5 separate regions of the Homo sapiens genome follow, and regions 1, 2, 3 and 5 are each linked to region 4. A link is a loop called in an ENCODE intact Hi-C map of the cell type or tissue named here. Cell type or tissue: heart right ventricle. All regions are shown on one strand. Region 1 has its middle 23 kb from the start of HEATR6-DT. Region 2 overlaps USP32 (ubiquitin specific peptidase 32). Region 3 has its middle 6.6 kb from the start of CA4. Region 4 has its middle 14 kb from the start of CHCT1. Region 5 overlaps PPM1D (protein phosphatase, Mg2+/Mn2+ dependent 1D).

Region 1 (5,000 bases), 330 kb after region 4:
AGTCAGCCACAAGTGTTTAAATCACTAATGGCTTCAGATTATTGTATTTAATGAGTAAACACTTTTATAGGGTTTGCTTTTATAAACACACTTATTTGTCAGATATCATTCTAAATGCTTTACAAAATTAACTTTTTCAATTTTTAATATAACCCTGAGATGTATATTATGATTATCCCCATTCTACAGATAAGAACACTGAGGAGTTAATTAACTTGCCACATATCTAGGAAGTGACAAGGCTAGTTGCACAGCCAGGCAGTCTGGCTCCTGAGTCCACATTTTAGACAACACTATACCTCCTGGTTCTTTTGAGGCATTACTACTGGAACTACCCTAATACTCATGAATAAACATTTCTTTTGGGGAGGGTCAAATAAAATTTTAAACAGAAAAGCGTTTCACCAACTGTCAAGCTCATAAAAGTTGTACATTATCCACTTTTTTCATGATGCCCACAGATAATTTATTAATGATATCATCTATTTTAAAAGACATATGTAAAACCCAACCCTTAAGAAAGGATTCCTATCACTGTTCCCCACAGGCACCCTCCTCAGTCTTACACCTTTCCACCCCCCAAAACAAATCATTCAGCATATTTATTTCATACTGTAATATAGGAAATAGCTATTTTTTAGACTTTTTATATTATTAGCACTGATCATACAAACATGGAATAGAAATTCCTTATGTTTTATCTGGATTTAAGGTGATACATAATGGAATATATTTCTATCAAGCCGTACACATTAGAGATAATGAAATCACTTGTGTTCTAGTTTAAACATTATGGGAATTTCAGAACTGCAACATAACAAATAATCCTCGGATGAAAACTAAATCTCTCCTCTGGTCAGGCATCTATGTGCATCAGTGAGGAGAAGACAGGGACTGTGGAAGGGAAAACAGCGAGTCAGGAAGGACTGTGGCCACGTCCATTCCCTGGTCCCTCAAGTAATTAAATCCTGACCTCCTCTACCCCAGTCTGTCCTGGGGAATGGCCAACACTGGCCTTTCACAACTGTGTGTTACTAGAAATGCAACAGAAACCCAGCTGAATCCCCTCCTCTGCCCTTCTCAAAGGAAAGATCTGTCCCAGGACCATTTGTTCCAACATTTTCAATTATGAGAACTGGGAAGATAAAGTTATTTTTACATTTATAAAGAAACACATATTTATTCACACTCATTACAGGAAGGTCAGAATCTATACAAAACCAAGAGGATTTTTAAAATCCCATAATACCACCATCAAAAGAGCCACACTTAGCATGTTGGTCCACAGGCTTCTTAGCACCCTCTTCTGTTGGTGTATGCACAAAATGCACAATCACATTCTGTCTACATTTTATAATTTGCCTGTTTGTTGATTAACACTATATATTGAACAATTTTTAAGACCTGCAACATATGTTGACAACATTACTTCCAAACAATGTATTTACAAATAAATGCACACACACACTATCTGTCTTATATACAACGTGTCTTACTTTCTAATTCTCCACTCTTGAAGATTTAGGTTTTTCCAACTTTTTCTTAATATATTCACCAGGAGTCAGCAACTTTTTTCCATAAAAGGCCAAAGAGTAGGCCGGGCGCAGTGGCTCACGCCTGTAATCCCAGCATTTTGGGAGGCCAAGGCGGGCAGATCACGAGGTCAGGAGATCCAGACCATGCTGGCTAACACGGTGAAACCCTGTCTCTACTAAAAACACAAAAAATTAGCTGGGTGTGGTGAGTGTGGCGGCGGACACCTGTAGTCCCAGCTACTCGGGAGGCTGAGGCAGGAGAATGGCGTGAACCCGGGAGGCAGAGGTTGCAGTGAGCCAAGATCGCACCACTGCACTCCAGCCTGGGCGACAGAGCAAGACTCTGTCACAAAAGAAAAAAAAAAAAAAAGGCCAAAGAGTAGATATTTTAAACTCTGCAGGCCATAGGTTTCTGTTGCAACACTCAACTCTGCTGTTGCAGGGAAAGAAGCCATACACAATTTGTAAATGAATGGGCATGACTGTGTTCTTCCCGACATGGTTTGCCAGCCCCTGATGTATAACACTACAGAGGATGCTGTTAGAATGAAATTTCTTTACATATCTCTGATGATCTCCTTAGGACTAATTACTAGACATGACATCATGGTAGCTGTGGGTCAAAGGGCATGCATGCTCTGGGATGTACATTCCCAGATTGCTCATCATGAGCCTTTCTCATGTCAAAATGTTTTGTGACCACCAGAAGGCTGGTTCTGCTTTTATTACCCATGGAATGAGAAATAGAAATGACATGGCATGGCCCTTCCCCACAGCACCACGGCTTCTCTTCCTCAGCACGGCGACAGGGGCTTCCCCTTTGCCGCCGCCGCCGGCCAAGCTCCGCCGCCACCGGCCAAGCTCCGCCGCGCCCGCGGCCCGCGGCCGCCATGCAGTTTATGTTGCTTTTTAGTCGTCAGGGAAAGCTTCGACTGCAAAAATGGTATGTCCCACTATCGGACAAAGAGAAGAAAAAGATCACAAGAGAACTTGTTCAGACCGTTTTAGCACGGAAACCTAAAATGTGCAGCTTCCTTGAGTGGCGAGATCTGAAGATTGTTTACAAAAGATATGCTAGTCTGTATTTTTGCTGTGCTATTGAGGATCAGGACAATGAACTAATTACCCTGGAAATAATTCATCGTTATGTGGAATTACTTGACAAGTATTTCGGCAGTGTCTGTGAACTAGATATCATCTTTAATTTTGAGAAGGCTTATTTTATTTTGGATGAGTTTCTTTTGGGAGGGGAAGTTCAGGAAACATCCAAGAAAAATGTCCTTAAAGCAATTGAGCAGGCCGATCTACTGCAGGAGAAAACAGAGACTATGTATCACAGCAAGAGTTTCACTGGGTTTAAGAAAGCGTACTAGAATACCTGCTGGAGTACTGACACGCATCGAAATGTAGTAGGGTATATACATTCAGTTTGTAATGACAATTCTGTCAAGTTTGTTATTTATATTTTAGCATTACCTGAAAAGTCTAATTACATTAAATCCCAAGGGATAGTCCCAATTACTTCATTAAACTGGTATTTTCATAGGGAATTTTGCTTGGATAATGATCCATTATTGGGGCTTATAATTTATTTTTTACACAGAATATGGAAATAGCTTCAGAGGTTCATTGACAAAAAAGCATTCATTAAATACTGTGAATCACTAATGCCATTGATACAGAAGAATTTCCCTATGAAAATGAGAGCTTCTGTGAGAAAATGAAGTAGTTGGGAGTTTAATTTCTTACTAATATGATTTTAACTTGCTGCTTCATTCCACTATATTCTGAGTTGGGGGAAAAGGGCAGCTATCTCTTTAAAATATTTAGGAATTCTTTGAGGATTAAAATGTAACTGGCTTTTGTCCTCAGATACGTTTGTAATTAATGGTTGTGTAAGTTTAGGGATTTGTTAGATATTTTTCTTGGAACAGTTTACATGATTTTGTAGTTCAATATTTCAAAGTTTCAAATTGAATAAATATTAAAATGAGGATACTTTAAAGACACTCAAATAAGCAATTTTAAACTTGCTTTCTGGTGGGGATATAATCCCTTTGAGAGTCCGAAAGATGATGGGCCGTCACCCCAGGAAAATTTGTACATCATTTTGTTTCTAATTTCAGGGAACTCTCGGAGCCCCTAGAAGTCCTTCTGTAGACACTCAAATCTGGAGAGTTTGTTAAAATCTGTCTTGAGGATTTTTAAAAAAGTAATATCCTCAGTCTCAGTCAAATTCTTTGGATTTTTTGCTTTTGTAGGTATAAGTAAACAGTTAAAAACCTTCATTGCTACTTAAAATACCAGATGAGTGACTACTTTTCCAGTTTTTTTGGGAAAGATTTTTCTCTAGTTTCTTTAGTTTATGTAATACAAATGTACTAATGAATTTAAACACTGGTGGAAGGGAAATATTCTAATTGAATTTTTGGTCAACTCAGTATTGACCAGATGACTTACACTGAAAATCTTTTCATAATATTAGTAGTAAATATAGTGTTTTAGGATTTTGTAAAATTTCTGGAGGATGTCTGTCATCATTTTGAACACTGTATGTAGTAAAGTTAGAAAAAAATGAATCTAAAGTCTTGGGCATTGTTTAGAAGTTAAATATTCAGCCTTAAACCAAAGAAGGAAAGCAAACAGAAACTTAAGTTTTAGTTATCTTTACTGTGAACTAAATGTTCTAGAAATCTGATTGTGTCTGTGTCAGTTTGTATACTGTGTGTAAGAATATATGCATTTCTTTTGTAGCCACGTCATGAATATTTTAATGTCCCTGTGTACTAAATGACTACTCATCGAGTATGCAGAATTTCACAGAGGAAATAGAATGCTGATATACATATGAAAGAAAATATCCTCAGCATGGTGATTTATTGTCTTGTATAATAATAGTAGAACATTTTAGAACTAGTACTTTTATGATTGTATTTTTTTCCTGTTCACATTCCAAACTTTTCTGTATTTTCATTCTATATGTGATCTTGATACAGCTCATTCCTCTCTGCAACTGATTTAATCTCATCTTGATAAAATATGACCTAGAAGTGTTTTGAGTAATATTAAATCTTAAACATATACATATTATTAATGAACCATCTGTGATTTATCTTATAAGAGGAAAACATGACAATCATTAAAATGTTTACCAAAGAAAATATAGCTGAAGTGCTAGGTCAAAATAAGCAGTGCCATAATATATAGTGTGGTTTGGTCTTCAAATATTGAGGTTAAAAAAAGAAACTATTTTGTGTGATTATCTTACAATCTGTATGAGCTAATGTGTTCTAATGTATCACATAAAAGTATATGTGAAAATATTACAAGAAACTAAAATTAATTTGTACCATTATATAATATTTAAGGTTAAAACATTCAGTATTAAGAAATTTTGTAGTGCCACATTTATTGAATCACATTTGTGCTATATAATAATATCAAACAATCCCTTTAAGAACTTAT
Region 2 (5,000 bases), 210 kb after region 4:
CCTGCCAGGCTAGTCTCGAACTCCTGGGCTCAAGCGATTCTCCTGCCTTGGGCTCTCAGAGTGCTAGGATTACAGGCACCCAGACTCTTGTTAAGTATTTTAAAACAGTGTCTGGTACATAGTAAGTACTAAATAGGTAGCTATTATTATGAGAAACTTCAATAAGGTAATTGTAGTGAGCTTGGACTCTTGTCCCTTGCACTTGCTTTATGACCTTGAATAAATTACTACTTCTTGCTCTACCTCAGTTTTCACATATGAACAATGAGATTAATAGTAATATCTATTTAAGTAGGGATGTGAGAATTAAATGAGTTAATACATGTGAAGCACTTAGCCCAGTGCCTGGCAGATAGAAACTCTATATAAGGTTAAAGGTAATAATGGTGGTAGTAGTAGCAGTAGTTATATGAGGATTTAAATTTCTTCTTTCATGCCAGGCATGGTGGCTCACGCCTATTATCCCAGCACTTTGGGATGCCAAAGCAGGCAGATCACTTGAGGCTGGGAGTTCAGCACCAACCTGCCCAACCTGGAGAAAACCCGTCTCTACTAAAAATACAAAAATTAGCCGGGTATGGTGGTGTATGCCTGTAATCCCAGCTACTCAGGAGGCTGAGACACAAGAATAGCTCGAACCTAGGAGGCAGAGGTTGTAGAGAGCCAAGATGATGCCACTGCACTCCAGCCTGGGCAACAGAATGAGACTGTATTTAAAAAAAAAAAAAAAAAAATCAAATTTCTCTTTCCAGTCCATGTGGCCACTTTGACAAACGCCTTGTTTAAAAAAAAAAAAAAAAAAAATTTGGGCCAGGTGCAATGGCTCACACCTGCAATCCCAGCTCTTTGGGAGGCTGAGGCAGGCAGATCACTTGAGACCAGGAGTTCCAGACCAGCCTGGCCAACATGGTGAAACCCCGACTCTACTAAAAATATAAAAATTAGCCTGGCGTGGTGGCGTGTGCCTGCAGTTCCAGCTACTTGGGAGGCTGAGGCAGGAGAATCGCTTAAACCCAAGAAGCAGAGGTTGCAGTGAGCCGAGATCATGCCACTGCACACCATCCTGGATGACAGAGTGAGACTCCATCTCAAAAAAAAAAAAAAAAAAAAAAGAAAAAGAAAATTAGTGTTGACATGTCAGATAATTTGATCTTAGAGCTTCATCTGCCTACCTAAGAGAGTACTTAGCTTTAATTTTTTCTCTTCATAAAATGACATATTTACTTACGAATATTACTAATTGTGAGGGTAGTATGTTTCAAATACTGGCAAGACTAAATGGAAAGATCAGAGACCAAGGGATCAGGAAAAATGAGCCATCCTTTCTTAGAAGTGGCTAACCCCAGATTTGCTGATTCACTGGAGCATGAATAATTTGATTGTGTCTCTGCTCATGGAATCTTACCAGTCTTTCCCCGCTTTAATGTGTCAAGCTTTATTCTTCTATGTGTAATCTCCTAAAAAAATGTAAATGGGGAAGAATGGTGAAATCTTTTCTATCATTATTACATTACATAATGTGTATCTTCCTTTTTGAGAACTATGAAGGAGCAGCTATTACTATTCACATGCAGATTTTCCTATTTAGTTATCACGTAACTTTAGAGCTAGAAGATACTTTAAATCACCTTTCGTGCCTCTCTCCCATGGGCTTTGGGGGGTCCCTGTTCTCCTTAGCCAAGGCTGGAGGCCAAGAGCAGCCCTCGAGGATCGTCGTCAGGACTGCCACGAGTGGGGCAGCCTTGTTTTCCTGCCTCAGACATGTGTAGTTGAGTGGGAAATAAAAGGAATGAAACACCTCTCTTCTCTGAATTTACAAATGAAGCCTCTGAGGTCCTTAGGTTTTATAATTGCCCAAAGCTGTATCAGACAATTATTTTATTACTTTATCTAGCACTCTAGAGCTCAGTGTCCTGAGTCCTGCCTTAGTACCTAATCTGTTGCTCCATGCTGCCCTCTATTTTTCCAAAGCTAGCATTTCAGTCACTAGTGAAATATGAAATTGACATAACTGTTAATTGATTCTTGTAACATACCTATGTACAGGGCATAAAAAGTAGTAGTATCATCAATAGAGAAAAAGGTGAATCTTGACCCATATTTTAGAACACATAAACTATTTATACAACTCACAGGGAATCCTAAAATCTCAAAATAAAATTCTCTTATATTAAAATAAGTACCTAGTCCTTTTGTGAATTGTTGACTCAGAAAATGAGGACATTTCTCTCTACAGGTGAAACTTTACCTATTTAGAAATCTATCTTCTGAAAACCAGGGTTCTAGGATAATTTTGAATAGTTCCAGACCCCTGAAGTCAATAAAAACAAAACATGATCCTTTGATGTTTTAGAAAAACAAAAATTTCCGCAAGCAGCCAGAAATGAACAGTCAAAAAAAGCTAGTGACTCTAAGATTCTGCAATATATAACTGTGATTGGTTTGTTCATCTTATAGAAGGAAAGTGGTAATAAGATTAATCGGATGAAAAGGTAGCTATTTCACTGAAAGCCAAGAAGGGTAGAAGGAACAAGAAAAATAAGCGTGTAGGAAGGGGAAGAAGGAACCTGAGTTGTGCTGACAGTTTCAGGCAGTGGAGAACAGTGAGAGCATCAGGTTCCTGTAATAGAAAAGAAAGCCGAAGACAATGAGAAGACAGACCAGTCTAGTTTGTTTGGAGCATTGGAAGAGAAGCAAAGAAAAGCCCATATTCTCCAAGTCTAAAGGTTATTACTCACTGTACCATGTTAAAAGCATGTGGTAGAACCGCAGTTGCTAGAGGCAAATGTTGCAATCTCTGAGAAGTTATTAGAATCATCCTGTTCACAAATTATTATAAAATTTAGCCTAGCAAATTTAATGCCTGGTAATATTTTTATTATCCTGTTTTCTTGCCAGTGATATATATAGATTTAACCTATGGACTGAGCTCTTCAGAATGAGAAGCATTATTACAGGAATGGTTTCATTTACATTTTCTTTAGAAACATAGGCACCATGTAAGACTTTCAAACATGTTAAAACATTTAAGATACAATTCCAAATATTACTCCTTGAAATTCTCTTACATGCCCATCTTAGAGGAAAACTTGAAGAAAATTGTTTGCTCAAATAGACCCAATCTTCCTCAAAATATATTACTACAAATTTTTTAGAAAGTAATTTGTGGTCGGGCGCAGTGACTCACGCCTGTAACCCCAGCACTTTGGGAGGCCAAGGCAGGTGGATCACCTGAGGTCAGGGGTTCAAGACCAGCCTGGCCAACGTGGCGAAACCCTGTCTCCACCAGAAATACAAAAATTAGCCAGGCGCAGTGGTGCGTGCCTGTAATCCCAGCTACTCCGGAGGCTGAGGCAGGAGAATTGCTTGAACCCAGGAGGCAGAGGTTGCAGTGACCCAACATTGCACCACTGCACTCCAGCCTGGGCAACAAAGCGAGACTCTGTCTCAAAAAAAGAAGGAAAAAAAAAGTAATTTGTAATGCATCAACTTTATATAAATGGAATATAGAAGTGAGTATAAATTTATAAACGGATTACCTTGCCAAAAATGTGATGGTTATTGAAACATCATTTAAGATCACTTATAGCAAAACTAAAGTGATTTTTCTGGAGGAAAACAAAGTGACTTGGAAGACTTTAATTTTTCTCAAAGGTGGCGCTGTTACTCTTTCAAAATGGTTTTGCTGTCTGTCTTGCTCCATCTTTATGGGCAGGAAGCAAATGACCTGAAAACTAAATAAATCTAAATCTTCTTCTAAAACACAAGTTCCAGAGCAGGTAGCAGATTTAATAACAAGTCAATTTCTAAGCTCTTAACATCTGGAGCACATTATAAAAACAAATGCATGAGACTATAATCCTCACTAGGGCAATAGTTATTAATTCTGGCTGCATATGTAGTGAGATCACATAGAGAACTTTAAAAATGAAAAAATGCCTTTGGCCGGGTGACTCATGCCTGTAATCCTAGTACTTTGGGAGGCCAAGGCAGGAGGATTGTTTGGATCCTCCAGGAGTTTGAGACCAGTCTGGGTAACATATTGAGACCCCATCTCTATGAAAACTTTAAAAATTAGTTGGGCATGGTGATGCATGCCTGTGGTCCTAGCTGAGGTGGAAGGATCACTTGAGCTCAGGAGTTCAAGGGTATAGTGAGCTATAGGCGACTGAGCAAGACCCTGTATTAAAAAAAGAGCCTTTGCTATACTCCAGACTAAAAAAATCAAAAAGCATAAGTGAAAAAAAAAAGTTGAATTGATTTAAATAATAAGGCATTTATGTTTATGGAAAATTTTCTTTTGAAACCTAATTTAACCAGGTGAGGTGGCTCACACCTGTAATCCCACCACTTTGGGTGACTGAGGCAGGAGGATTACCTGAGGCTAGAGTTTGAGACCAGCCTGGGCAATACAGTAAGACTCCATTTCTACCAAAAAAAAAAACAAAAACAAAAAAAACAAAGAGTCTCGCTCTGTTGCTCTGGCTGGAGTGCAGTGGCATGATCTCAACTCACTTCAACCTCCACCCCCTGGGTTGAGGCCATCCTCCCACCTCAGCCTCTCAAGTTACTGGGGACTAAAGGTGCACACCACCATGCCCCACTATTTTTTTTTAATATTTTTTTGTAAAGACGGGATCTATCCACGTTGCTCGGGCTGGTCTCCAACTCTCCTGAGCTCAAGTGATCCAGCCACCTTGGCTCCCAAAGTGCAGGGATTACAGACATGAGCCACCATCCCTGGCCAAAACTTGTTTTAATTAAAAAAAAAAAAAAAAAGAAAAAGAAAAAAGAAACCTAATTTAAATGTCATGTATTTTGTGTTGGTATGAATTCCATATTAGAAAAGCTGTGAGAAGCTTGATATTATCTTTAAGAAAATTAACACTTAGGACTAATTTATACTTCTTTTTTGACATAGATCATTTTGGTTCTACTGTCTTGTCTACAGGATTTTGGTTTCTAGGCCAGGCACAGTGGGTCACGCCTGTAATCCCAGC
Region 3 (5,000 bases), 290 kb after region 4:
GAGTACAGGTGGGATTAGAACTTTGGTCTCCTGCTCCACTTCCCAGTGCTCTTTCTGTGCCATCTCACCTCCTCCCAACACCACATACTTCCCTCCCGCTGGGAGTCCCAGCCTCCATCTGCCCTGGCTTTCCTCACCCGCAGATTCTCCGCTGACTCGCAGATTATTCAGGGAAAGGTTTGCAGAGATTCCAGCTTTTGTGTTCCCAGAGAGTGAGATTAAATCCACACAAAAGAAGGGTTAGTCAATAGCCTGGGCTCCACCTCTCCCCAGCCTGGATCTCTGCTGTATTCCAGCAAAGACGAAAAAACTCCTTTCCTGCCAGCACCTGTGGAGGCTGCGTGCCCTCTTCCCACCCTCTATGCCTGCCCTATTTCTCTGGACTGTGCAGAGAATCTGGGGGAGGGGAGGGAGGGGAGGGAGGGGGCCGGCAGAGAGAGCTGGAGACTGTCACTAGGGAAGGACAGGAGCCTTTTTGGTACAGGAGTTGGCAGAAACTTCTGGCCCCGAACATTTTGAAATAACAATAGCAGTAATACGTGTGGAAAAACCCAGTGATAGAGGTGACATATGTTCTGTTCCTCTCCTGCAGAAAACTCAGGAATACTCCCCCGTGGTCGTCCCCTCCCCTCTCAGCATCTTGGCCACAACAGCCCAGGCTCACACCAGCAGGACACTGGGATCAGAGCGAGGTCAGATTTTGCAAGTGTGTTCATTTACATTCTGGTTTTGTGGTGGAGGGATCCCCTAAAGAGGGTGATGAGGGGGAATTGGGTTGGGGAGAAGAAGAGCCACACGAGCAACTTTGGTGGGGAAAGGAATGGTCCTTCCTTAATTAACATTGTGACAACATTAAGAAAACAGGCTCGCGGGTGGCTTGGCGGTGGCTCGCACCTGTAATCCCAGCAATTTGAGGGGCCAAGCCTGGCAGGTTGCTTGAGCCCAGAAGTTCGAATCCAGCCTAGGCAAGATGGTGAAATCGGTCTCTACAGAAAATACAAAAATGAGCTGGGCATGGTGGCACATGCCTGTAGTCCCAGCCACCTGGGGGGCTGAGGCTGGAGAATCACTTGAGCTCAGGAGGTGGAGGCTGCAGTGAGCCAAGATCACACCACTGCACTCCAGCCTGGGGCCTGGGTGATAGAGTGAGACTCTGCCTCAAAAAAAAGAGAGAGAGCGAGAGAAAGAAGAAAAAGAAAAGAAAAGGAAAGAAAAAAGAGACTTGGCCAGGCACAATGGCTCACACCTGTAATCCCAGCCCTTTGAGAGGCTGAGGCAGGAAGGTCACTTGAGCCCAGGTGTTTGAAAACAGCCTGGGCAGCATAGAGAGACCCTGTCTCTACAAAAAATAAAAAATTAGGGGAGTATGGTGGTGCACGTCTATAGTCCCAGCTACTCAGGAGGCTGAGGTAGGAGAATCCCTGGAGTCTGGGAGATCGAGATGGAGGCTGCAGTGGGCTATGAGCATGCCACTGTACTCCAGCCTGGGCAACAGTGCAACAGTGTGAGACCCTGTCTGTAAAAAGAAAGAAAGAAAGAGAGAGACAGAGAGAGAGAGAGGAAAGAAAGAAAAAAAGAGAGAGGAAAGAAAGAGAGAGAGAGACAGAGAGAGAGAGGAAAGAAAGAAAAAAGAGAGAGGAAAGAAAGAGACAGAAAGAAGGAGAGAAAGAAAGAAAAGAAAGAAAGAAAGAAAGAAAGAAAAGAAAGAAAGAAAGAAAGAAAGAAAGAAAGAAAGAAAGAGGAAGAAGGAAAGGACTAGCAGGGGTGGGGGCTCACACCTGTAATCCCAGCACTTTGGGAGGTGGAGGCAGGTGGATCATCTGAGGTCAGGAGTTTGAGACTAGCCTGACCAACATGGTGAAATCCCATCTCTATTAAAAATACAAAACTTAGCCAGGTGTGGTGGCAGCGCATGCTTCTAGTCCCAGTTATTCAGGAGGCTGAGTCAGGAGAATCGCTTGAACCCGGGAGGCAGAGGTTGCAGTGAGCCAAGATCATGCCACTGCACTCCGGCCTGGGTGACAGGGCAAGACTCTGTCTCAAAAAGAAAAGAAAAAAAAAAAAGAAAAAAAGGAAGGAAGGAAGGCAAGCAGAAAGGAAGGAAGGAAGCAAGCAAGCTCTTTCAGGGGTGTGTGTGTGTGTGTGAACTTCTTTTTCCTGATTACCCAAATAACACTTGCTCATTGTAGAACATTTGGAAAGGAGAAAAAGAAACATTATTCATAACCTTATTTCCCAGAGGCAATCATTTTACAAATTTGATGTATTTTTAAGAAAAAACACCTCACCTCAATCCGTGTTTAATTTTTCTGTGTCCCCTGCAGCCTTTATCTATATGCAAGCGCGCTATTGACATAGTGAACAATGGAGGGTCCTGCTTTTTAATGTCCACATTTCAGTGTAAACCTGAGTCCGTGTTACTGGGCAGCCTTTGCAACTTTCATTTTGTGGCTCCACAGTACACCCAGGTTGTATCATCAGCTCACTCCCCATTATAAAGAACATTGCAGCAAACGCCTTCCCGCTAGATGGACAGGGCCGCTGGATGGGCAGGGAACCTGGGAGTCTCAGCTCCTCTACCCAGCTCCCTACTGAGGGGAGCTGCCCTAACTAAGTTCATGAAAATAGTTGAGGAGTGCGGTGGGGGCTGGTGAAGGTCCCTTGGCGGCCAGTGGGAGAATCAGAGCCTGGAGTCCTCACTCTGACCTCTGATGTGCCTGTGAGATGGGAAATATGTGTGAGGTTGGGGGTGAGGTGGTTCTGAATAGATTTGCAGCGTGTGAGAAAAAAATGTGCTTGTGGGCGACTCCTCCCTGAGTGCCCTTGCACCACATTGGCGCCCTCTGCTGTCCCTGCTCGTCTAATACTTTGGAAGTTCTTTCTGTGTAACTGTAGACCAGTCTGTCCTTCCTGTCTCCTTTCCATTTAGGGGAAGAGTATCATTTAACAGCAATGAAATAGCATTCAGAGAATTGAAAAAAAACTCTTTAGGTCCACCCCAAACCCAGTACCCAGAACTTTAGCCTCCTTCAGGAGACTTCCCTATTGGAACTACTCTCTCTCTCTCTTAGATATTGAGTTGGGGGTTGGGGGGATGGGGACTGAGACAAGCAGTTGAGAATAAGGCAGCAGTTTCCCTGAAGACCCTGTCCTAGCCACTCCCTTCTCCAGGTGTGGCCCTGGGGAGGGATGGCTGTATTACAGCCCCAGAAAGAAGCCAAGCATTTGGCAGCTCAGCTCACCTCCTGCATCTGATAAGGGTGACACATGGGTACACGTGGGGTGGTTAGATGGGTCTTCCCTGCCCCTCCGTTTATTATGCAAATGGGGAAGTGGGGAATGGCTTTTTCCTAGCAAGTAACTCCGAGATTTCCGAAGTTTAATGAGCCTTGTGTGGTAAAGGATTAGGGGCAGGCCTGGCTTCATGGGGCAGGGGCTTGCATAGTTGCAGAGCAGCTGCACTTAGAAGAGCTTCACATTTTCTTTTTTCTTTTCTTTTTCTTTCTTTTTTTCCTTTCTTTTCTTGAGACAGAGTCTCAATCTGTTGCCCAGGCTGGAATGCAGTGACGTGATTTTGGCTCACTGCAAACTCCACCTCCCTGGCTCAAGTGCTCCTCCTACCTCAGCCTCCCTGGGATTACAGGCACAAGCCACCACGCCCAGCTAATTTTTTTTTTTTTTTTTTTTTTTTTTTGAGACAGAGTGTCTCTCTGCCGTCCAGGCTGGAGTGCAGTGGTGCGATCTCAGCTCACTGCAAGCTCTGCCTCCCGGGTTCACGCCATTCTCCTGCCTCAGCCTCCAAAGTAGCCTGGACTACAGATGCCCGCCACCATGTCGGGCTAATTTTTTTGTATTTTTAGTAAAGACGGGGTTTCACCATGTTGGCCAGGCTGGTCTCTAACTCCTGAGCTCAGCTGATCCACCCGCCTCGGCCTCCCAAAGAGCTAGGATTACAGGCATGAGCCACCTCACCCTGCCCACATTTTTATTTTGTAGCTTATACTGGAGGCTGGGGTTTAGGGGAGCGGTGTCTGTCTTCTGGTTGTATCTCCACCCAGCCAGGGCGGGCGGCAAGGGTGTTGAGATTCTAAAAGCCGTGAGGGAAAGCTCCCCAGGGCCCAACCTCCCCATACAATTCACAGGACAAGTCTGGAGTGAGCGAGGACTATGTCCATAAAAGGAAGGAAAAGACAAGACAATGTTGCCCAATGAGTCAAGCGTGATCGTCGCACAAAGAAGCAGGGCGCTGTTCCCCAGAGCAGGGCCAGTTCAGAGAAGAGGTCGGGAGCAGCTGGACGATAGAGAACAGTCCTCCTACCAGCAGCCCTAGGGCCCTCGGCTGGCGCAGGTTCTGCTTTCTCGCGGGAAACGCTCCCCTACATATGCTCGCTCACAGCCCACCGCCCCGCGCCGCTGCAGCTTCTGTGCCCCGGAAAGCCTCTCCAGCAGCCTGGCAGTGCTCGAGGTGAGCACAGCGTTTCGGCCTCCCGAGCCTGCCTACTCCTCGTGGCGATGTCTGACAGCTAGGTCAGCGGCGCGACGTCCATGGGGGCCCTGCGCGCTGAGCGCGACGTCCAGCCCGAGCGCGGTCCCTAAGCGGGCCAGCCTTGGCCTGGGGCGCCGTCTGAATTGGGCGCTGGCTGCACACTCAGCTGGCCTGGAATGCCCTGGACGGCACCTGCCTGCTTGACTTCTGCCTCTACCATCTGGTCTGGCATTTCGCCCCAGGCTGATGATAAGAAGGTGCCAGGAGGCCCTGGGACACCGCGCAGGAGCACGGCGGGAGCCATACTGGGGCATAGCCCTGGACTGCCTCTCTGAACTGGCCTGCTCTGGGGAAGAGTGCCCTGCTTCTTTGTGCTACGATCATGCTTGACTCACTGGGCAATATTGTCTTGTCTTTCCTTTCTCTTTCTTTTTATGGATATAGTAGCCCTCATTCACTCTAGACCTGTCCTATGAATTGTATGGGGAGGCTGGGCCCTGGGAAGCTTTCCCTC
Region 4 (5,000 bases):
GCACTTCAGGCTGGGTGACAGAGTGAGACCCTGTCTCAAAAAAAAAAAAAAAAAAAAAAAGGCTCGGCGCGGTGGATCACGTCTGTAATCCCAGCACTTTGGGAGACCGAGGCGGCCAGATCACGAGGTCAGGAGAGCGAAACCATCCTGGCTAACATGGCAAAACCCCGTCTCTACTAAAAATACAAAAAAATTAGCCAGGCATGGTGGCGGGCGCCTGTAGTCCCAGCTACTGGGGAGGCTGAGGCAGGAGAATGGCATGAACCCAGGAGGTGGAGCTTGCAGTGAGCCGAGATAGCACCACTGCACTCCAGCCTGGCGACAGAGCAAGACTCTGTCTCAAAAAAAAAAAAAAAAAAAAAAAAAGCAAATGTCTGTTTACAAAAACAAGAAAAATCAAAAAGACAGAGCCTTGTGTGTGGAGGAGTCAAAAAGCTTGGGCAGTCAGCATCTCAACTCAACTAAGTCAGCCCCTAAGCCCCTGTTTTCTTTTTCTTTCTTCTTCTTCTTGTTTTTTTTTTTTTTTTTTTTTGAGACAGAGTCTCGCTCCGTCACCCAGGCTACAGTGCAGTGGCACAATCTCGGGTCGCTGCAACCTCTGCCTCCTGGGTTCAAGCAATTCTCCTGCCTCAGCCTACTGAGTAGCTGGGATTACATGCACGCACCGCCAAGCCTGGCCAATTTTTGTATTTTTAGTACAGATGGGATTTTGCCGTGTTAGCTAGGCTGGTCTCGAACTACTGACCTCAAGTGATCCACCGACCTTGGTCTCCCAAAGTGCTGGGATTACACATCTGAGCCACCAAGCCTGGCCATAGCCTGTTTTCTTTGTAATGGGGAGAAGGAGTTTCCCTCACAAGTTTGACACAAAAATCCAGTGAGAATGGATGCAAAACTCTGCTATTTCTCTTCAGTTACATATATTTGTGATAATTATTATAAAGAGGAAACTTCGGGTGACTCCTGAGAGACTGGGGTGGGAGTGGGTCAGGCAGTAGTTAGTCACTACATTCGCGGTTAGGAGCCTCTTCCATTTAAAACTCGAAACCACCATCAGAGTGAACAGGCAACCTACAGAATGGGAGAAAATTTTTGCAACCTACTCATCTGACAAAGGGCTAATAGCCAGAATCTACAATGAACTCAAACAAATTTACAAGAAAAAAACAAACAACCCCATCAAAAAGTAGGCAAAGGATATGAACGGACACTTCTCAAAAGAAGACATTTATGCAGCCAAAAAACACATGAAAAAATGCTCATCATCACTGGCCATCAGAGAAATGCAAATCAAAACCACAATGAGATACCATCTCACACCAGTTAGAATGGCGATCATTAAAAAGTCAGGAAACAGCTGGGCACGGTGGCTCAAGCCTGTAATCCCAGCACTTTGGGAGGCCGAGGCGGGTGGATCACGAGGTCATGAGATTGAGACCATCCTGGCTAACACGGTGAAACCCCGTCTCTACTAAAAATACAAAAATTAGCCGGGCACCATTGGGCGCCTGTAGTCCCAGCTACTCTGGAGGCTGAGGCAGGAGAATGGCGTGAACCCGGGAGGCGGAGCTTGCAGTGAGCCAAGATTGCGCCACTGCACTCCAGCCTGGGTGACAGAGACTCCGTCTCAAAAAAAAAAAACAAAAAAAACTGAAAGTAAAACTTTAGGGAAAGTACCCTTTATTCTCTAAGGAAAAGGACCCTTCTCGAAGGCTCCGATAGTGAGGCACTTTCTCTAGGATGAGCCTCACCCCTAAGGCAGCATAGGCCAAGGTATGATTTGGGGATTTCCACCAAGGCTCCCCACTTCCCAATAGCCTCTCCAACAACCTGTTTCTGGTGTTCCCAAGTCCACCATTATACTTTTGGGTAGAGATACTTTTAAAAAATAAAAATTCTAGAAGAAGTAATACATTTTGGTTAGGCGCAGTGGCTAATGCCTGTAATCCCAGCACTTTGGGAGGCTGAGGTGGGCGGATCACCTGAGGTCAAGAGTTCGAGACCAGCCTGGACAACATGGTGAAACCCCATCTCTACTAAAAATACAAAAATTAGCTGGGCGTGGTGGCGGGCGCCTGTAATCCCAGCAACTCTGGAGATAGGGCAGGAGAATCGCTTGAACCCGGGAGGCAGAGGTTGTGGTGAGTGGAGATTGCACCACTACACTCCAACCTGGGTGACAGAGTGAGACTGTCTTAAAAAAAAAAAAGAAGAAGAAGAAGGAGAAGAAGTAATACATTTTAGTCTTGAGGGTTATTTCTATCTTGTGAGAAATGAGTGTGTGGGCCAAGAGTAGGTGAAACATATGTCGTTGGTATGTAGGAAGTGCGCTGGCCTGGGGGACCTCAGGTCTGAGTTGTCGTTCCAGTTCTGCCATTGACTTCCTGCACAACCTTGGAGAAGTCGCCTTTCTTCTTGGGCCTCTGTTTTCCCCTCTGAACGAGGAGGTGGTTGGTCAGAATTCTCTGTTTTGGGTTGGTTCATTCATTAAAAGTTTGCTAAGTACCTATTATATGTTGAATACTATTGTAATTGCTTTGGATACAGCAATGAACAGGACAGACAAAAATCTCTAACCCTGTGGAACTTACATTCTAAGGGAAGAAGACAGTTAATAAACAAGAAATACAATAATTGACCGGGTGTGGTGGCTCACGCCTGTAATCTCAGCACTTTGGTAGGCGGAGGCCAGCGGAGTTTGAGACCAGCCTGGACAACATGGTGAAACCCCGTCTCTACTGAAAATACAAAAAAATTAGCCAGGCTTGGTGGCGCGCTCCTGTAAGCCCAGCTACCTGGGAGGCTGAGGCAGGAGAATCGCTTGAACCCGGGAGGCGGAGGTTGCAGTGAGCCGAGACTGCGCCATTGCACTCCAGCCTGGGCGACAGAGCGAGATTCCGTCTAAGGAAAAAAGAAAGAAAGAAAGCTTCAAAACCAAGCCTCACTTGTTGTCCATTTTTGCCTTTATGCGTCCCGATTGTTCTCAAGGTTGATAAACGAACCCCTGGCTCCCTTCTCTCATCTTCATCTTTTGCACACGCTGGTTTGCACATGTTGGTTGAAAGAACAAGGCTGTAGTGTCTCACAATTCCTCTAGGTGGCAGTGCTGCCTTGACTACTGGGGATACTTCGTGTTTTTGGACTGTTCCCAAAACAGCCACATTTCTGAAATCTCTTAGGAGTAGAAAACATTGGAAAGCCCATAGTCATCATGGACACCCTCCAGCCCGGCTTCCCTTCTCTCTGAAATCCTCCCTGCTTTGACAAAACTGTCAGGGTCTAGCCAAGCCAGGCTGGCCCCAGGCCTATGCCTTGGCCGTCTCATCTTGCCACTTCCAGGAGGCGATGACTCTAAGGAGGAAAGAAATGGCGCTTCCTCCCCGCTTCCCCCATTCATGCTTCCCTGAACTCCTTCTTCGAGACTAGATTGATATTCATTTTAGCCTTGTCAGTCTATGACGATACTTACTTCTGAACACAAATCGAGGGAGGGAGGGAGAAGAGTCACACACATCTGCCCTGGCCTCTCCTGCTCCAGGGCAGCCCTGCACCCTATATGCTGCTGCCTCAGGCAGAGCCCTGGAAAATATGTCATTTGTGTTTTTGGGGAATGTTTGGACCTACTTACCCTCCTGGAAATGATAAAAGTTCACAAAATTTGGAGGAAGAAGAGGCGAGAACGATCCCCGAACCGAGCAAAGCCCGCGCGCCGCTGCATCCTGCGCCCAGTGCCTACGTCTCAATGCCATCGTCGCCGCCACCATGACCAAGAGAAAGGCTGAAGGGGATGCTAAAGGAGATAAAGCCAAGACGAAGGACGAACCACAGAAAAGATCCGCGAGGTTGTCTGCTAAACCTGCTTTTCCAAAGCCGGAGCCCAAGCCTAAAATGGCCCCTGCAAAGAAGGGAGAGAAGGTACCCAAAGGGAAAAAGGGAAAAGCTGATGCTGGCAAGGAGGGAATAGCCCTGCAGAAAATGAAGATGCCAAAACAGATCAGGCACAGAAAGCTGAAGGTGCTGGAGATGCCAAGTGAAGTGTGTGCATTTTTGATAACTGTGTACATCTGGTGACTATACAGTTTGAAATACTATTTTTTATCAAGATTTATAAAAATGCAGAATTTTATTTTACTTTTTTTTTTTAAGCTACGTTGTTAGCACACAGAACACTTCATTGTTGTTTTTAGGGGAAGGGGCATACGTCACTAATAGAATGACTCCGAAGCTGGATTGATATGGGGAAAACACCTTTCCCTTCTAGTTTTTAGAGACTTCCTTTTGGCTCCCAGGAGGAGGGATTCCCTGGCTTTGATACACATGGCCACCTTGGCACAAAAGGCTTGCGGTATGGAAAAACAAATTTATTTTTATGTCCTCTTCTCCCTTTCCATCTTTCAGCATAGACTTAACTCCCTTAAGCCCAGACGTCTGTTGGGACCTGACCCCTAGTCATTGGTTACCAGTGTCAGGCAATCTGGACTTTCCAGATGCCACTGAGATGGCACCTGTCAAAAGAGCAGTGGTTCCATTTCTAGATTGTGAATCTTCAGATAAATTCTGCCATTTTCATTTCACTTCCTGAAAGTCAAGGTTGGTTTGTGAAAAGTTAACAGCATGCTGAATGTGAAATATCAACCCTCACTCTAAACTTTCCCTGTTCAGAGCATCAGATGAAGACTTCATTGGGTTTTATACTGGCTTTCTTTTTGGTAGTCCACTGAAGAATCCAGGGAGTTTGAAAGTTGTTGTATACTGTTAATGATTGTCTGCCCATGTCCTGCCTGAAATACCATGACTGTTTATGGAAAGTATCTTTAATAAAGCTGGATACAGTTTGGCTTGGAAAAAAAAAGTTCACAAAATTTGCAGCCTGACAATGCAATAGAAAAAGAAAAACTCGCTCTTGGCTTTCGGCTTGGAGGAGGCCAAGGTGCAACTTTCTTCGGTTGTCCCGAATCCGGGTTCATCTGACACCAGCCGCCTCCACCATGCCGCCAAAG
Region 5 (5,000 bases), 200 kb before region 4:
AAAACAAATAACCCCATTAGAAAGTGGGCAAAAGGCATCAACACTTTTCAAAAGAAGACATGCAAACGGCCAAGAATCATAAAAAGCTCCACATTAGTAATCATTAGAGAACGCAAATCAAAACCACAATGAAATACCATCTCATACCCTGTGAGAATGACTATTATTAAAAAGCCAATAAATGACAATGCTGGCAAAGCTGCAGAGAAAAGGGAATGCTTATACACTGTTGGTGGGAATATAAATTAATTCAGCCACTGTGGAAAGCAGTGTGGAGATATCTCAAAGAACTTAGAACTACCATTCGATCTAGCAATCCTGTTAGTGGGTATACATCCAAAGGAAAATAAATCGCTCTACAAAAAGACACATGCACTCAAATGTTCATTGCAGCACTATTCACAATAGCAAAGACAAGGAATCTACTTAGGTGCCCATCAAAAGTGAAATGCATAAAGAAAATATGGTACATACACACTACAGAATACTACACAGCCACAAAAAAAAAAATGAAATTATGTCCTTTGCAGCAACACAGATGCAGCTGGAGGCCATTATCCTAAGTAAATTAATCCAATTTACTTAGGAAAAGAAATTTCTAAATTTCTAAATAAAAGAAATTTCCAATTTCTTTTAGGAAAAGAAAGCCAAATACCACATGTTCTCACTTGCAAATGGGAGCTAAACATTGAGTACACATGAAGATACAGATGGCAACAATAGACACTGGGGACCACTAGAGGGAGAAGGGAGAGAAGGAGGAAGACATGAAAAACTAACAATTGGGTACTATGCTCCCTACCTGGATGACGGAATCAATCGTACCCCAAACCTCAGCACCATGCAATATACCCATGTAACAAACCTGTACATGTACTTCCTGAATCTAAAAGCTGAAATTACAAAAACAAACAAACAAAAGCCCACAAATCTAGGATGAATGGTGGATGACAGTTGCAAAACAGTGTAACCGTACGTAACATCAATGAACCACATGCTTTACAACGGTAAGTTACGTGTATGCTAAGCATATATTACCACAATTAAAAACACACAAATCTGGTTATGTTTCCCATTCCAACTCTGTTATAGTTCACAATTGTTTTTAAGATAAAGACACAATTCTTTTGTTTTTTCTGAAACAGGGTCTTGCTCTGTTGCCCAAGCTGGAGTACAGTGACATAATCTTGGCTCACTGCAGCCTCCTGGGCTCAAGCAATCCTCCCAACCAAAGCCTCCTGAGTAACTGAGACTACAAGCGCGTGCAACCACGCCCAGCCAATTCTTTGTAGAGGGGAGATTTCGCCATGTTGTCCAGCTGGTCTTGAACTCCTTGAACTCAAGCAATCCACCTGCCTTGGCCTCCCAAAGTGTTAGAATTATGGGTGTGAGCCACCACATCCAGCCAAACATGATTATTTACCACTGCCTATAAAATGCAGTATTTTCTCATTTTATCCAAGTCTCTTATTTCCTTATCCGTTCCAGCTACACTGCCCTTCATCAGAGTTCCTATATCACTATGCTTCTTCCTATCACCGAACTTTTCGAAAATGTTGTTTTCTATGCCTAAAACACACTTTCTTCCTCCTTAACCTCCAGTAATTCTTCAAAACTCAGTTCAAATATCACTTTTCTGGCCTCTCTGGTTAAGTGAAATATCCTTATTTTAGGTTTTCATTAGTACATATAAGAAGTTAAGAATTGGCTGGGTGTGGTGGCTCACGCCTGTAATCCCAACACTTTGGGAACCCGAGGCAGGCGGATCACCTGAGGTCAGGAGTTCGAGACCAGCCTGGCCAACATGGTGAAACCCCGTCTGTACTAAAAATACAAAAAGTAGCTGGGTGCAGTGGCGTGCGCCTGTAGTCCTAGCTACTTGGGAGATGGAGGCAGAAGAATCGCTTGAACCCGGAAGGCGGAGGCTGCAATGAGCCGAGATCGTGCCACTGCACTCCAGCCTGGGCGACAGAGTGAGACTCCATCTCAAAAAAAAAAAGAAGAAGAAGAAGAATTAAAAATGTTCAGTTTTAGCCAGGCGCTGTGGCTCTCATCTGTAATCCCAGCACTTTAGGTGGCTGAGGCGGGTAGATCACCTGAGGTTAGGAGTTAGAGACCAAGTTGGCTAACATGGCAAAACCCCTGTATTTTTGTACAAAACTTAGCCGAGCATGGTGGCGGGTGCCTGTAATCCCAGCTACTTGGGAAGCTGAGGCAGGAGAATCGCTTGAACCTGGGAAGTAAAGGTTACAGTGAGCCGAGATTGTGCCAATGCACTCCAGCCTGGATGACAAGAAAAAAACTCAGTCTCAAAAAAAAATAATTTTTTTTTCAGTTTTTTGTTATCATCTGATGAATGCCTTTCAACCCTTTCCTAGACTGCAAGCTCCATGAGGGCAAAGATCATGTGCTTGTACATACAGCAGAGTGCTTCATACACACTATACTCAAAAATTATCTCCCCAGTGAATAAAATGATTTGCAAGACTCAAAATGCAATTCCAGCAGGCAGCCACTAGAGGGCACCTTTGCTACATTTGTACTTGGGTAATTATCATCAGTGTCTATAGGGTGGGTACCAATGTTGACAAGGAGACATCTATTCCCACCCCTTCCCCCGCCCAAAAAAACCTATAAGAAAAATGGCCGTAAACCATAAGGGTGTGTGCTAAATATGAGCATTTAATTTACTTTAGGCCAGTAAGTATTTCCATGCAACAAGCTAAACTCAGAAAACCAATAACATGGCTCTTTTAAAAATATTATTTCCAGGCCGGTCGGTCGCGGTGGCTTGCGCTTGTAATCCCAGCACTTTGGGAAGCAGAGGTGGGCGGATCAACTGAGGTCAGGAGTTCGAGACCAGCCTGGCCAACATGGTGAGATCCCATCTCTACTAAAAATACAAAAATCAGCCAGGTGTGGTGGCACGCACCTGTAATCCCAGCTACTTGGAAGACTGAGGCAGAAGAATCATTTGAGCCGGGGAGGCGGAAGTTGCAGTGAGCTGAGATCGTGCCACTGCATTCCAGCCTGGGCAACAGAGTGAGATTCCATCTCATAAAAAAAAAAAAATTTTTCCAAGTGTCAGAATAATGGTTTGAAAAGTAATACAGCAAAGCCTTTTTAGCTTAAATATTAAAATCTAAAAGGTAGCATTATTTTTGAAAAGAAAATATTTATGTGACAAGAGAAATCAAGAGGAAAAAAGCTTTTTTATCACTAAAACGATTTTCTCTTATAAGCCCTTTTATCAAAATATTAATTCATTTCTGTATGTGTTTACAAAATTATGTTGAAGTAAAGTAACTTCTATAAAAACACTGTCTAAAAACTCGCTGTATCAAATTTTATTCCTCCCACTCAAGAAGACAGTTCTTTCTTCAATAACCCCAATCATGGTTGTGGTCTTGCTATTCCACCAAAAGCTACCTTCTTTTTCAAGGTCACCAATGACCTCCACATTCCTAAATCCCATGGTCATTTTTCAATCCTCCCTCCACCTAAATGACAACAGTATTTGAAACACTTTCTTTCTGGAAACACTTTCTTCACTTAGCTTCCAGGGTACGCTAACCCAAATTTCCTATTTGACTTACAGCTGTTAGTTGTTTTACCTTGTTCTTCCATTCACATCCCCTAACTCTTTTAGATTTTTTTTTAATTTTAATCCAACCCTCAAATGAAACCAGAGCACATCCCCCGAGTCTTAACAGTGAGAGTATCTCAGGGCTCAGCCACTAGACCTTGTCCCCTTTTCTATCTGCACTCAATCCCTACATGACCTCAAGACTTTGTATACTATCTATATGCTACTGGCTCCCCCAAATTGAAAGCTCCACCCTAGACAACACCTGAAATCAATTCTTATAATGGGAAGCCAAATAGGTATCACCACCTTAATGTCTAAAACATGCCGAAAGGGTAATGTGTCCAAAACTGAACTTCCGACCTCTCCTTTACACTGATGTTCCAGTCATTTCTTTATCACTTAGTGGCAACTCCATTTTTCCAGCTGCTCAGTTAAAAATACTGAGTAGGAGCGGGGCACAGTGGCTCATGCCTGTAATCCCAGTACTCTGAGAGGCCGAAGTGGGTAGATCACTTGAGGTCAGGAGTTGGAGACCAGCCTGACCAACATGGTGAAACCCCTGTGGCACAGAGTGAGACCTCATCTCAAAAAAACAAAAAAAGAAAGAAAGAAAAAGAAAAAAGAGAAAAATTCATGAGTAATGAGAACCCTTACATTTGTTACTTCTGCCTACATTCTGTGGCCCCAGACACTCACAGGTCTTTACTAAAAATACAAAATTAGCCGGGCGTGGGGGCGCACGCCTATAATCCCAGCTACTTGGGAGGCTGAGGCAGCAGAATTGCTTGAACCCAGGAGGTGAAGGTTGCAGTGAGCTGAGATCACATCACTGCACGCCAACCTGGGCAATAAAAGCGAAATTCTGTCTAAAAAAAAAAAAAAAAAAATCATGAGTAGGCTGAGCGCTGTCGCACATGCACTTTGGGAGGCTGAGGTGGGCAGATCGCTTGAAGCCAGGAATTTGAGACCAACCTGGGCAAAGCGAGACGTCTCTACAAAAAATTTTTAAAAATTAGTTGGGTGTGATGGCATGCACCTGTAGCCCCAGCTACTTGGGAAGCTGAGGCTGGGGGAACACTTGAGCCCAGGACTTTAGGGGCTGCAATGAGCTCTAGCCTAGGGCACAGAGTGAGACCTCATCTCAAAAAAAAAAGAGAAAAATTCATGAGTAATGAGAACCCTTACATTTGTTACTTCTGCCTAAATTCTGTGGCCCCAGACACTCACAGGTCTCACTGCCTCATCTCTTTACTTACACTTTACTGACATATCATCTTAGCGAGACCCTCCTCTGACCATCCCATTTAGAATTATTATACAGGCCCCACCCTCATAGCATTCCCTGCTTTATTTTTCTTGGTAGCATTTCTAACACAGTATGTGTCCTACTTAGTTATTTTAGTTTATCATG

Evidence for each region. Hi-C counts contacts between places; a loop is a spot of excess contacts. Peaks named below come from ENCODE experiments on the same cell type or tissue, not always from the same donor. Only the 100,000 strongest peaks of a DNase experiment are listed, where the experiment ranks them.
Region 1: it touches region 4 in a loop (4-fold over the local background); 45 of 110 quality-filtered maps call a loop at or near these places.
Region 2: a loop joins it to region 4, with 4 times the contacts of the local background. A loop is called at or near these places in 53 of 110 quality-filtered maps.
Region 3: it touches region 4 in a loop (4-fold over the local background); 66 of 110 quality-filtered maps call a loop at or near these places.
Region 5: it touches region 4 in a loop (2.6-fold over the local background); 37 of 110 quality-filtered maps call a loop at or near these places.

Annotation. Positions count from the first base shown.
Region 1 is chr17:60,100,088-60,105,087 of GRCh38, reverse strand. It overlaps the pseudogene LOC653653. Among named protein-coding and RNA genes, the nearest start is that of HEATR6-DT, 23 kb to the right of the region's middle. In heart right ventricle, no CTCF peak of the experiment used is centred here; a DNase peak (open chromatin) is centred at 2,357; H3K4me3 peaks cover 802 bases; H3K27ac peaks cover 766 bases.
Region 2 is chr17:60,228,281-60,233,280 of GRCh38, reverse strand. All of the region lies in intron 12 of USP32 (ubiquitin specific peptidase 32), which reads left to right. It also overlaps SCARNA20. Among named protein-coding and RNA genes, the nearest start is that of CA4, 81 kb to the right of the region's middle. In heart right ventricle, a CTCF peak has its summit at 1,959; no DNase peak of the experiment used is centred here.
Region 3 is chr17:60,140,902-60,145,901 of GRCh38, reverse strand. No RefSeq gene overlaps it. Among named protein-coding and RNA genes, the nearest start is that of CA4, 6.6 kb to the left of the region's middle. RefSeq lists enhancers at 2,816-3,325, 4,032-4,588. In heart right ventricle, CTCF peaks have their summits at 2,843 (motif pointing left) and 3,634; a DNase peak (open chromatin) is centred at 2,821; H3K4me3 peaks cover 398 bases; H3K27ac peaks cover 2,323 bases; H3K27me3 peaks cover 2,405 bases.
Region 4 is chr17:60,434,201-60,439,200 of GRCh38, reverse strand. It overlaps the pseudogene RPL12P38 and the pseudogene HMGN2P42. Among named protein-coding and RNA genes, the nearest start is that of CHCT1, 14 kb to the right of the region's middle. In heart right ventricle, a CTCF peak has its summit at 3,099 (motif pointing right); a DNase peak (open chromatin) is centred at 3,130; H3K4me3 peaks cover 432 bases; H3K27ac peaks cover 419 bases.
Region 5 is chr17:60,636,444-60,641,443 of GRCh38, reverse strand. The region is part of intron 3 of PPM1D (protein phosphatase, Mg2+/Mn2+ dependent 1D); the gene reads right to left. Among named protein-coding and RNA genes, the nearest start is that of PPM1D, 39 kb to the right of the region's middle. In heart right ventricle, CTCF peaks have their summits at 711 (motif pointing right) and 2,521 (motif pointing right); a DNase peak (open chromatin) is centred at 2,523.